2 separate regions of the Homo sapiens genome follow, and region 2 is linked to region 1. A link is a contact called in ENCODE Hi-C or POLR2A ChIA-PET data. All regions are on one chromosome and are shown on one strand. The core of a region is the stretch at or near the end of the contact, and the rest is flanking DNA. Distances in the headings are between cores, read along the strand shown.

Region 1 (5,411 bases), core at 1,017-3,516:
CCTCCCAAAGCGCTAGGATTACAGGTTTGAGCCACCGCGCCCGGCCTAATAAATATAAATTTAAATTTCATTACTATGAAATTTAATACTAGTTTATTTAATAGTAGTTTATTTAATACATACTAGTGTATGACTAGTGGTTACTGTATTGAACAACAAAGATCCCAAATAAGTATTCCAGCCTAGATTTTTTTTTTTTTTGAGACGGAGTCTCACTCTGTCGCCTAGGCTGGAGTGCAGTGGTGTGATCTCAGCTCACTGCAACCTCCGCCTCCCGGGTTCAAGTGATTCTCCTGCCTCAGCCTCCCAAGTAGCTGGGATTATAGGCGTGCACCACCATGCCAGGCTAATTTTTTGTATTTTTAGTAGAGACAGGGTTTTGCCATGTTGGCCAGGCTAGACTTGAACTCCTGACCTCAGGTAATCGCCCGCCTCGGCCTCCAGCCTAGAATTTTGAGCTGCAGACTGGTGGACCCTATTGCTTCACAATTACAAAAGCTGGAAACCCTGGGGGCATCCTTGACCCTCCCTCCTTCCTCTCACCCCATGTCTGATCTGTCAGCAGATCCTGTTGTTCTACCTTTGGAATAGCTTCTGGGACCCACAGCCCCCACCTGGTCTCTGCTGCTTTACTTGTGGAGGTCCTGCCTGTCCTCCAGGGCTCTGGCTGGGTCATCTCCTCCAGAGGGAGCCCTCCTTCTGTGCTCCGTAGCCTGTGGGCTGTGGGTGCCTGTGCTGTCTTGACAAGCATTTGCTCAAGTAAACTGGTCTCCCTAGCTCACCTGACTTGACCAGAACAAGAACCTCACATACCAGTGTGAACAGAACTGGGAGAGAGGTGTGTAGGAGGCCTTTCATATCTTACCTAGATAGCAGTAGCTTCTCATCTTTCACCTTTTCTTTCTTTTTTTTTTTTTTTTTTTTTTTTTTTTTTTGAGACGGAGTCTCGCCCTGTTGCCCAGGCTGGAGTGCAGTGGTGCGATCTCAGCTCACTGCAACCTCTGCCTCCTGGGTTCAAGTGATTCTCCTGCCTCAGCCTCCCAAGTAGCTGAGATTTCACTTGCCCACCACCACACCTGGCTAATTTTTTTGTTTGTTTGTTTTAATATTTTTGGTAGAGATGGGGTTTCACCATGTTGGCCAGACTGGTCTCAAACTCCTGACCTCAAGTGACCTGCCTGCCTCAGCCTCCCAAAGTGCTGGGATTTCAGGCAAGAGCCACCACGCCTGGCCCTCGTTTTTTCTTTTTAAAGAACAAAGCTCTGGTTATAGTCCCCATCACGCTGTATCACCGTTACTCCTGCAGATGTGTGAACCTGCCTGGCTAGAGGTGGAATCTATGGGAGCACTCAGTCACCATCTGGTGTGGGAGGGAGGGAGAGAAGCATGAAGGGACGGGGAAGAGTGTGGAAGGGGAGGGGTAAAGGAGAGGGAATGGGTGGCCCTCACCTCACTTTTGTCCCTCTCAGTTACAGCTCAGACCCTCCCCTAGGTTTCCCAGGTGTGCCAGGGGAAGCCTTGCCCTCTGGCCAGGCAAAGCCATTGGAAGTCTGTAAAGGTCACACACAGAGAAACAGCAGCAGTGCTGATGATAGCAACGTCCCCCTCCCTCGTCCCCTGCCCCATGACAGGTAGGCAGTCACAGCCCAGCCCCGAGGAAGGAGCAGTCCCCCCTCTCCCTGCCACACACCATAGATCTTCTGGATGCCCTGGAGATCGTCCTGGGGCAGCTTGAAGTTGTGCGTCTCCATGTACTGGTAGAAGGGCGCCATGATGGCGCTGGGGTCGCTGGAGTGCTCCAGTCCCAGCGCGTGGCCCAGCTCATGCACAGCCACCAGGAAGAGGTCGTTCCCTGTGGAGAGGAGTGTGGGGAGGTGCCCAGGGCACCTGCTTAGATATGAGTCGGTCAGCCAACCCATTACCTCAGCAAACACCGAGCACGGGCCCTGTGCCAGGCCCCGTGCTGGACACCAGGGACATACAGAGAAATCAGGCACAACCCCTGCCTCCCAAGCCTCTCTGCAGAGCAGGGACAAGGAGAGAGAGAGTGACAAGTGAGGCAGAGGGCTCTGGGTGCTTTAAGAATGTCTGGGAGGGTCGAGCAGGGATTCTGAGGAGAGAGGGGTCATTTAAACCTGGAGGAAGATGTTCAGGGAAAGCTTCACAAAGGTGAAGTTGAAGCTCAGTCTTGAAGGATCAGAAGTTAGTCAGGAGAACGGATTCAGGGGGCAGGAGAGGAAGGGTGGGGGTGGCATTCCTGGCGGATGGAATGCAATAAACACAGTCCAGAGACAGGCAGTTTCATTCCACCTGGCTCTGGAACAAAGCAGGAGGGGAGGGCCGGAGAGAGATGAGGTCAGCCAGGCTGGAAAGCAGGGCGCTTAATGCCATACAAAGGAATTTGGATCAGCTTCTTGGCTAGTGGGGGGTTTAAGTAGGAGTGGGGGTGGTGATACAATTAAATCACTCTGGCTGCAGTTGAGGGAGGATTAGAGGGAACAAGACCTGGGGCAGGGGGATCTGTTTGGATGCTGGGGTCCAGGCGAGAGATTGTGGGGAAAAGCAAGAGAGATCAGATTGTTACTGTGTCTGTGCAGAAAGAAGTAGACATAGGAGACTCCATTTTGTTATGTACTAAGAAAAATTCTTCTGCCTTGAGATTCTGTTAATCTATAACCTTACCCCCAACCCTGTGCTCTCTGAAACATGTGCTGTGTCAACTCAGAGTTAAATGGATTAAGGGCGGTGCAAGATGTGCTTTGTTAAACAGATGCTTGAAGGCAGCATGCTCCTTAAGAGTCATCACCACTCCCTAATCTCAAGTACCCAGGGACACAAAAACTGCGGAAGGCCGCAGGGACCTCTGCCTAGGAAAGCCAGGTATTGTCCAAGGTTTCTCCCCATGTGATAGTCTGAAATATGGCCTCGTGGGAAGGGAAAGACCTGACTGTCCCCCAGCCCGACACCCGTAAAGGGTCTGTGCTGAGGAGGATTAGTAAAAGAGGAAGGAATGCCTCTTGCAGTTGAGACAAGAGGAAGGCATCTGTCTCCTGCCCGTCCCTGGGCAATGGAATGTCTCGGTATAAAACCCGGTTGTATGCTCCATCTACTGAGATAGGGAAAAACCGCCTTAGGGCTGGAGGTGGGACCTGCGGGCAGCAATACGGTTTTGTAAAGCATTGAGATGTTTATGTGTATGCATATCTAAAAGCACAGCACTTAATCCTTTACATTCTCTATGATGCAAAGACCTTTGTTCACGTGTTTGTCTGCTGACCCTCTCCCCACAATTGTCTTGTGACCCTGACACATCCCCCTCTTCGAGAAACACCCACAAATGATGAATAAATACTAAGGGAACTCAGAGGCTGGCGGGATCCTCCATATGGTGAGCGCTGGTTCCCTGGGTCCCCTTATTTCTTTCTCTATACTTTGTCTCTGTGTCTTTTTCTTTCCTAAGTCTCTCATTCCACCTTACGAGAAACACCCACAGGTGTGGAGGGGCAACCCACCCCTACAAGAGATGAAAAGGCCCTGAGCTGGCTGGGCGTGGTGGCTCACGCCTGTAATCCCAGCACTTTGGGAGGCTGATCGGGGTGGATCACTTGAGGTCAGGAGTTCGAGACCAGCTTGGCCAACATGGTGAAACCCCATCTCTACTAAAAATACCAAAAATTAGCCAGATATGGTGGCCTGCGCCTATAGTACCAGCTACTCCGGAGGTAGAGGCAGGAGAATCGCTTGATCCTGGGAGGTGGAGGTTGCAGTGAGCCAAGATCGCGCCACTGCACTCCAGCTTGGGCAACAGAGTGAGACTCCATCTCAAAAAAAAAAAAAAAAAAAAAAAGGATGCCCTGAGGTGGAGGGAGGGAGTGGGGACAAAGAGAGCAAGTCCTGGCAAACTGGCAGTCAGCTTCAGGAGACCCCGGGCAGGGCAGGTGGGGCCCGGGCGTGGGCAGCTCTCTGCAGGACCTTGGTTGTGGAAGCAGGGAACTGTTGGCTAAGATTGAGGCAGGGATTCAAGTGTAGGTGAAAACACACTCCAGGTCCTGGAAGTGGGACACAGGATCCTGAGGGTGGAACTGAGGCAGCTCCATGGCACGGTGGTTACGAGCTTGGGCTCCTGAGTAGGACAGATTACCTTCATTCCCCCTGCCAGTTTGTGAATATGGCCAGCAGGGCTACCCCTAAGCCTCAATGTCCTCACTTGTAAACTGGGGGCATCAGACCTACCTCACCGGGTTGTGTGAGGTTGAATAAGATACACGTGAAGTGCGTGGTATGACACAGAATGGCAGCTGTTGTAATCCTATGTAAGATAGAAGCTTGGTTACTGGAGGAAGCCCATTGACCAGAAAGGAAGCACGAGGCCAGTGGAGCGCCAGCAACCAGATCCTCTGAAAGCCAACTCCCCTGGGCTTCTGTATTGTGCCTAGGACAGGACAAGGAGGCCTGAACTTAGGGGGATGAAGTAACCGCAGCTTTGGGGAGAAAATGCAGGGGGTAGGGAGTCAGGTAGGCTGTGGATCACCAGTCCTGACTCCTGTCTGCCCAGTGTCAGACCCTTGCTTGCCTTGACCTCTGGCATTTGTAGCCCCTTGAGCCCTGCCTCTTATCTTCTGGCCCTAAGGCATGGCTCGGCCCATTCCTGCCACCTGTAAGTCCAGGGAGGCTGCCAGGAACCTAGGAGGTGGTCTAGAGTCCTACTGCCCACTCTGGCCCCAGCGTCACTGGCCTAGGGACACATGGGGGTGGGGATTGTTTGGCCTTCCTGGCTTAGGTCTCTGGAAGAGAGAAGAACCCCATGGGGCAGACCCAGGCCACGGGCAGTACATGCCTCCCACACTACTGACACCGCCAGTGTCTTCTGTGAAGCCACCTTTGAGCAACGGAAAGGAAGGGGGATGGGCAAGATCAGTGCAAGGTTGGCCAAAAGCCTGGGGCTGGCCTTCTGCTGGCATGAGAGGGCCAGGCCGCCCCCAGCTCCTTACTCAGGTCCTGGCCCCTCTGGCAGCAGGGAAGGGTGAGCTCATCGCTGAGCTCCATCCCAAACAAACTGGTAGAGCCAGCGGAAGGCAGCTCTGCTTCCTGGGGTCCAGTCCTGGCTGTGCTCCTGGGCTATTCTATGACCTGGGACAAGCTGTTCAGGGCCTCTGTCTCCTGAGCAGGCTCTTCCCCAGGGGCTGTCCACAGGGAGCTCAGCTGGGAACCAGGGAACACGGCTCTGAGCACTGTGGGAGACTCAAAACCTTTGTCCGCAGCCTTGTCTCTTGCTCTTTTAACCCCTGTTCTGGGTCTGCAGAGAACAGGAGTGACCCCTTAAAGGAAAGAGGCCTGTGGTTTGGGTCCAGGAACCAAAAGGAAGGGAAGAGCGAGGGAGCCAGTATCCTGCTGCACAGAAACCCAAGAGA
Region 2 (5,185 bases), core at 2,669-5,168, 64 kb before region 1:
TTTTGACCCCTTTCTGCTCCCAGGAGAGAAATTTTGATCAGAATAATAAAAGGTGTAAACTGTGTGTGTTGCCCCCTTTCCTAGGCCTTGGGCAGTTTAGCTGCTGGGGTTAGGAATCAGCTGGCTTGTGGTATGTGTATGGTTATGGGGCAAGTAGGAGATGATTCCTGTTAAGCGCTGAGCAGGCTTCTGTCTCCTGCTCTTCTTTTCATCCCTGTCCCATACCGTTTTGCTAAGATTCTTCAGATTTCAAATGAACCTTGTTGTCTTTGGCATTTTCGATAGGTGTTTGTGGCTATACTCCTTCTCCTTCAAAGACAGAAGGTGTTTATCGTCTCCTGTGCTTTAGGTCCCAAGGTGAGTTGGCTGCCAGAGAAGAGCCTCCCTCTAGAAGGACAGTGGGAGAACTGAAAAACACTCACCAATCTTGGAGCTACAAGAGTGGAGTTAGACTTAGTTCCACAATTAACCAGCAGGCTCCAATGCAGAGCCTGGACCAGGTTATTTCTAAGGGCCTTTCCTGCTTGAAAAAAAATCCATGAGATAAAAATTTTCCAGCCCAGGGTAGAATTTCCAAGAGTGAACACAGTTTGCAAAACTTTCTACTTTTCTCCAAGCCTCTCTTGCCCTGTAGCACTGGAAGAACTGGCTCCGTCCCTAATAGCCTCAGTTCAAAGGGACCAGAAGAGACTAGGGTAGTTGGGGACAAATGTGGGGTTCATAACGTACTAGGGGTATCTCGTCTGATGAAGTGGTTGGGTATGGATGTCAGAAGAATCTCACTTGGTGATGATCCTCAGGAACTATGTAAAGGAATTTTAGATTGCCCTGGCTGATGGCAGGAAGCCCCACCCAGGGCTAGCCCTAGCTGGTCAGAATTGCCAAGCAGTCAGTGTTTTTATTTTATGCCATCTCCTAATCATTTCAGTGGCCGCCAAGCTCCTAGAAGCTTGACAGCCACAAAGATGATCCTAATTCAACCCTTTCCAAGTGAGGACACTCAGTCCTGGTCAGGAAAAAGGCTTGGTCAGTGTCATATAGTAGCGGTAGTAGCAGAGACTAAAACTCACTTCTCTTGATTGATTCTGTTGCTCTTTTCGTTACTTGATACTATCATCTTTGCTGTTCTCTAGAGCCACTACACACACCCTGCATTTTGTGTTGCTGGGAAAAGCCTCCAATCAAAGACCTCCTGATCCTTTTCTCTTAAGGTCAGCATTCCAGTGTCTAGCACAGTGCTTAGCACATGGTAAGCCTCCATCCAATATTGGTTGAATGGTGAATGAGTGAGTGAACTCACAGAGTCTATTCCTAACCCTATCTTCTTAGAATCAATTCTATACTTACACTGCAGTTTACCTGATTAAATTCATGCCAAATCGTTAAGGGTTGCCAACAGGATCTGTTTTAATGGTCCCAGATAACTCTTGCATTTTAACCAGAGTTTTCTGTAAATAGCGTCTTTGGAAAAAGCAGTGGTTGCAGTAGTAAGACATACAGGCACTGTGACGAGCTCTTGGGGTTGACTATGCCTCTCACTCCATGTCCTACCACAAGACTCTTTTCTCCTGTGGGCTTAACCCCTGCATTGGGTACCACCAGAGGGCAGTAGCTCCGCCAGGATCTGGGTGGGGCTATGTAAAAAAGTTCTGGAGGCTCTGAGGTCAGACCTAGGATACAGTAGAGACAGATGTTTCTTTCAGCTGCCCTGGGTGTGCCATGAGTATTTCTGGATCCATTGATGAGGCAGCTGTAACACTCTTTTCTCACTTTGTTTCCCCCAAAATGCTGAGTGAATGGCCCTGTGGGGTTGGTTGGAGCTGAAGGGGCCCAGCTAGAGTGGAGGGACTTGTTTTTCCATGTTCATTGTCCTCTCTTTAGCTGGTCTTTCTGAATGTCAGTGATCCTTGCCATCAATGTGACGTGCCTGGTTCTCAAAGGAGCAGGAGGAACTATAAGGAGCCCTTCTTTAAAACAACCACTATCAGGGCCTCAACTGTCCTACTGATGCTCAGATCCAGTCCTGACCTCTCACCTAAACTCACTGTCGGCTGCTTCTTCACTGGTCCTCCTGCCTCTTGACTCTCTTCATCTCAGATTCATTCTGCAAATCATTCAGCAGCCTGACTAATCATCCTAAACTCCCGGAGTTCGGGAATTGTCTCTTGTTTACTGCTGTAGCCTCAGCTCCTAAAACAGTGCTTGATGCCTGGGTAGTGCTGAATACATTTGATGAAGGCAATATTGAATGTATTTCCTCTAGATCCAGTAGCATTATTAATTTGTATGGTTTTATTAAGAATTGTTTCATTCATTTATTCAAGGAACATTTTTGTCTCTCGCCACATGCTAATCCCTGAATGTGGTTGGTAGATAATATACCAGAGATAAGTGATCTTACAGGGCTTACAATCTAGTTTATGCTGAGAAAGGAAGTTGAATCTTTCCTGGATTCACTTCCACACGAAACAGACGAACGAGAAAGATATGAGTTCACTTGCTTTTTTGTTTTGTGTTCACTGCAGGCTTCTTCCAGGAGTTATCCCAGGGCAGGGCTGAGTGTAATGGGAGGATGAGGCAGGAGAGTAGGTGAGCCCCAAGGTCCTGAGAGAAGCTTCAGAGACTTCCAGGCTCTCATCTCCAAGTGGGGGATTGGGTTGAGTTTATAACCTCCTTTCCAATGCAGTATCACAGAGTAGTTGAGAGTGCTCACATACTGAAGCCAGTTTGGACTCAAATCCTGCCCTAGCCATGTGACCTTGGGCAAGGTCTCTATGCCTGTTTCCTTTCTATGCCTCAGTTTTCTCTCCGTAAAATAGACATAACTGTAATACCCACCTTACATCGCTTGTAGCATTGTGAGGGATAAATGAGTTATCACATGTGAGGTTCTTTAAACAATGCCTGAGAGTGAAATAGATGTTTGCCACTACTAATTTACTTACTGTTAGGCATTTTCATCTGTTAATATGAAAAGGAAAAAGGAAAGGTGGTTTTGCATAGTTGTGATGGAAAAACTGAGGCTCAGAGTGATTAATCTTTCAGACTCACCAGGTGGGGAAACAGGGCTGTTGGGGCCCAAAATTTACTTAGATTTCAGTGCGTTTCCTAGGTCTGAGTTGGGACTTAAATACAGAACACCAAAGAGATCATCTCTTTAACATACAGCATTCTAACTGAGTTTGTCTCTTTCCTTTGGATAAAATACCTTTCTAAGAACATTTTACTGAGAAAAGAGGACAAAAGAGAATTACCCTATAAAGATGGAGTCACTCTCAGAACTCACAGGCTGTGTCAGTTCCATGCTTTTTTTTTTTTTTTTCCTTTTTTTGTGAGACAAAGTCTTGTTCTGTTGCCCCGGCTGGATTGCAGTGGCGTAATCTCACCTCACTGCAATCTTTGCCTCCTGGTTCAAGCAATTCTCCTGCCTCAGCCTCCCTAGTAGCTGGGACTACAGGCACCCACCACCATGCCCAGCTAATTTTTGTATTTTTAGTAAAGAAGGGGTTTCACCATGTTGGCCAGGCTGGTCTCAAACTCCTGACCTCAGGTGATCTGCCTGCCTTAACCTCCCAAAGTGGTGGGATTACAGAGGCATGAGCCACTGCACCCGGCTCTGTCAATTCCATTTTAAGGGATATCTGAACCTCACTCTTGGCCTCAACCTTGACCACCTCACTACTTAAGTAAGAATGATCATATGGCTTCTACCTGGGATCCAGGCTCAGCCATTCCCAGGATGCTTCTACAGGAATGTACAAACTATCCACTGAGTGGCAATTCTGTTTGAGCCTTAAAACAAACAAAAAAACTTGGACTAGGAGCCAGAAGACCTTGTCTCTGTGAACCTCTTGACCATTTATTAGCCAAGTGATAATTGGGTGAGTCACTTGACCTTTCTGAGCCTTTGCTTCCTCATGTCTTCAGCAGGGAACAGCCTCTTTCTCAGATAACCATTGGGTCAGTATTTTGGCAATTGTACAGCTCTGAACAGTGAGCAGTTAGGACACAGCAGTGAAAGACAAACATTCTGTGACCTGTGTGAAACAATGTAAATGTCTGCTTTACTGTTTTGAGCTTTAGACTTTGGTCTGACCCATTGTGCCCAGGTGGAGTTAGCAGTTAACTCCTGTGATTCAGTTCATTAGGGTGACCCCGCCCCTTTCACTCTTCATTGCTGTGGAGAAGAAGAAGGCAGGGCTGTTGGATGAAGGGTCAGGAACCTCAAGATCAGTAAGGGGCTAAATTTTGGGTCCTCTGAGAAAATGTTGCCATCTGGGCAATATGATATCTATTTTAGGATCGCTGGGAAAGGACTCGGGTCAGTGATCTCAGTGTTGCCTTTAGATCCTCTAGGTTGTTCAGGGCCTCAGCATCCATGACAAGTGACAGTGGCTCAGCTCTATTAGCAAAGAACTGACCAACTTGTTGATCTATATTCACCTGTTTGCCTTTTGTGTCTGTGCAGTTGACATGGTTGGTAGTGATGTGGAACAAGCATCCTGTAGTTTTCCACTGTACCCAGTCTGCCTAAATTTAATAGAAAATAATTAAAAAAGCCAAGTAGTGCCTGCAGCTTTTCTGCGCTCATAAATGCAGTCATGAGGCTCAGGGTGCAATTAGCAGCCTCCAAGTGTCTCTGGAAACCTGAGTGTGTCAGCGTCTTCTTGCTGACGGTAATCAGACCTCATGGCTGCAGTCAGAATGCAGAGGGCCCGGAGTAATGATACCGACCTACATGTAGTGAACAAATTACTGGAAAAGGGGCTCAGGCTCCTAGGCCCTGGTGTGTTATGCCTGTGCTCCACTGGAGACGCCTGCCGGGCTCAAACTAAATACACATCTTGCTCATATTACATCTTATCCAAGTAAGATTTTCCATTACCACAACATAGGAGACATGAAGGGCATGGTGATTGCTAAAATCATACAAGACTGGTTGTCTGCGCTTGGCACTGCCAGGGTCAGAAAGTCATCAGTGTATGATTGCATATAACTTGCATTCCGTTTTCATCTTTCTGTTCTCTCCACTTTCTTCAGTGAGGTCTGATTACATGCAAGTCATGGCCTCCCCTTTCCTCCTCCTCATCTACTCGATAATCAAATCCCGTTGCTCTGGCTGTAGTCATTTCTCTTGAAAGCATGCCTTCCTCTTTGTTCGTGTTGTCACTTCACATTGTTTCAG

The links. Hi-C counts contacts between places; a loop is a spot of excess contacts on that map. ChIA-PET counts read pairs that join two places held with the same protein, here RNA polymerase II (POLR2A). Pooled maps may share reads with other maps.
Region 2: POLR2A ChIA-PET joins it to region 1 with 11 read pairs in WTC11. The contact joins two enhancer-like sites. A Hi-C loop is called at or near these places in 2 of 50 pooled maps. POLR2A ChIA-PET finds 5 or more read pairs at or near these places in 8 of 52 experiments (Caco-2, H1, MCF 10A and 4 more).

The regions. Positions count from the first base shown.
Region 1 is chr20:35,260,232-35,265,642 of GRCh38, reverse strand. The region is part of intron 2 of MMP24-AS1-EDEM2 (MMP24-AS1-EDEM2 readthrough); the gene reads left to right. MMP24 (matrix metallopeptidase 24) reads right to left here. Exons shown (of 9, transcript NM_006690.4): 5 at 1,691-1,852. Among named protein-coding and RNA genes, the nearest start is that of MMP24-AS1-EDEM2, 15 kb to the left of the region's middle. RefSeq lists enhancers at 2,082-2,843, 2,844-3,607, 3,608-4,369. Within about 2 kb of position 2,266, at least 16 of the 41 ENCODE cell types and tissues checked have a DNase peak (open chromatin) inside an H3K27ac peak, as active enhancers do.
Region 2 is chr20:35,326,149-35,331,333 of GRCh38, reverse strand. All of the region lies in intron 7 of UQCC1 (ubiquinol-cytochrome c reductase complex assembly factor 1), which reads left to right. Among named protein-coding and RNA genes, the nearest start is that of FAM83C, 36 kb to the right of the region's middle. Within about 2 kb of position 3,918, at least 6 of the 41 ENCODE cell types and tissues checked have a DNase peak (open chromatin) inside an H3K27ac peak, as active enhancers do.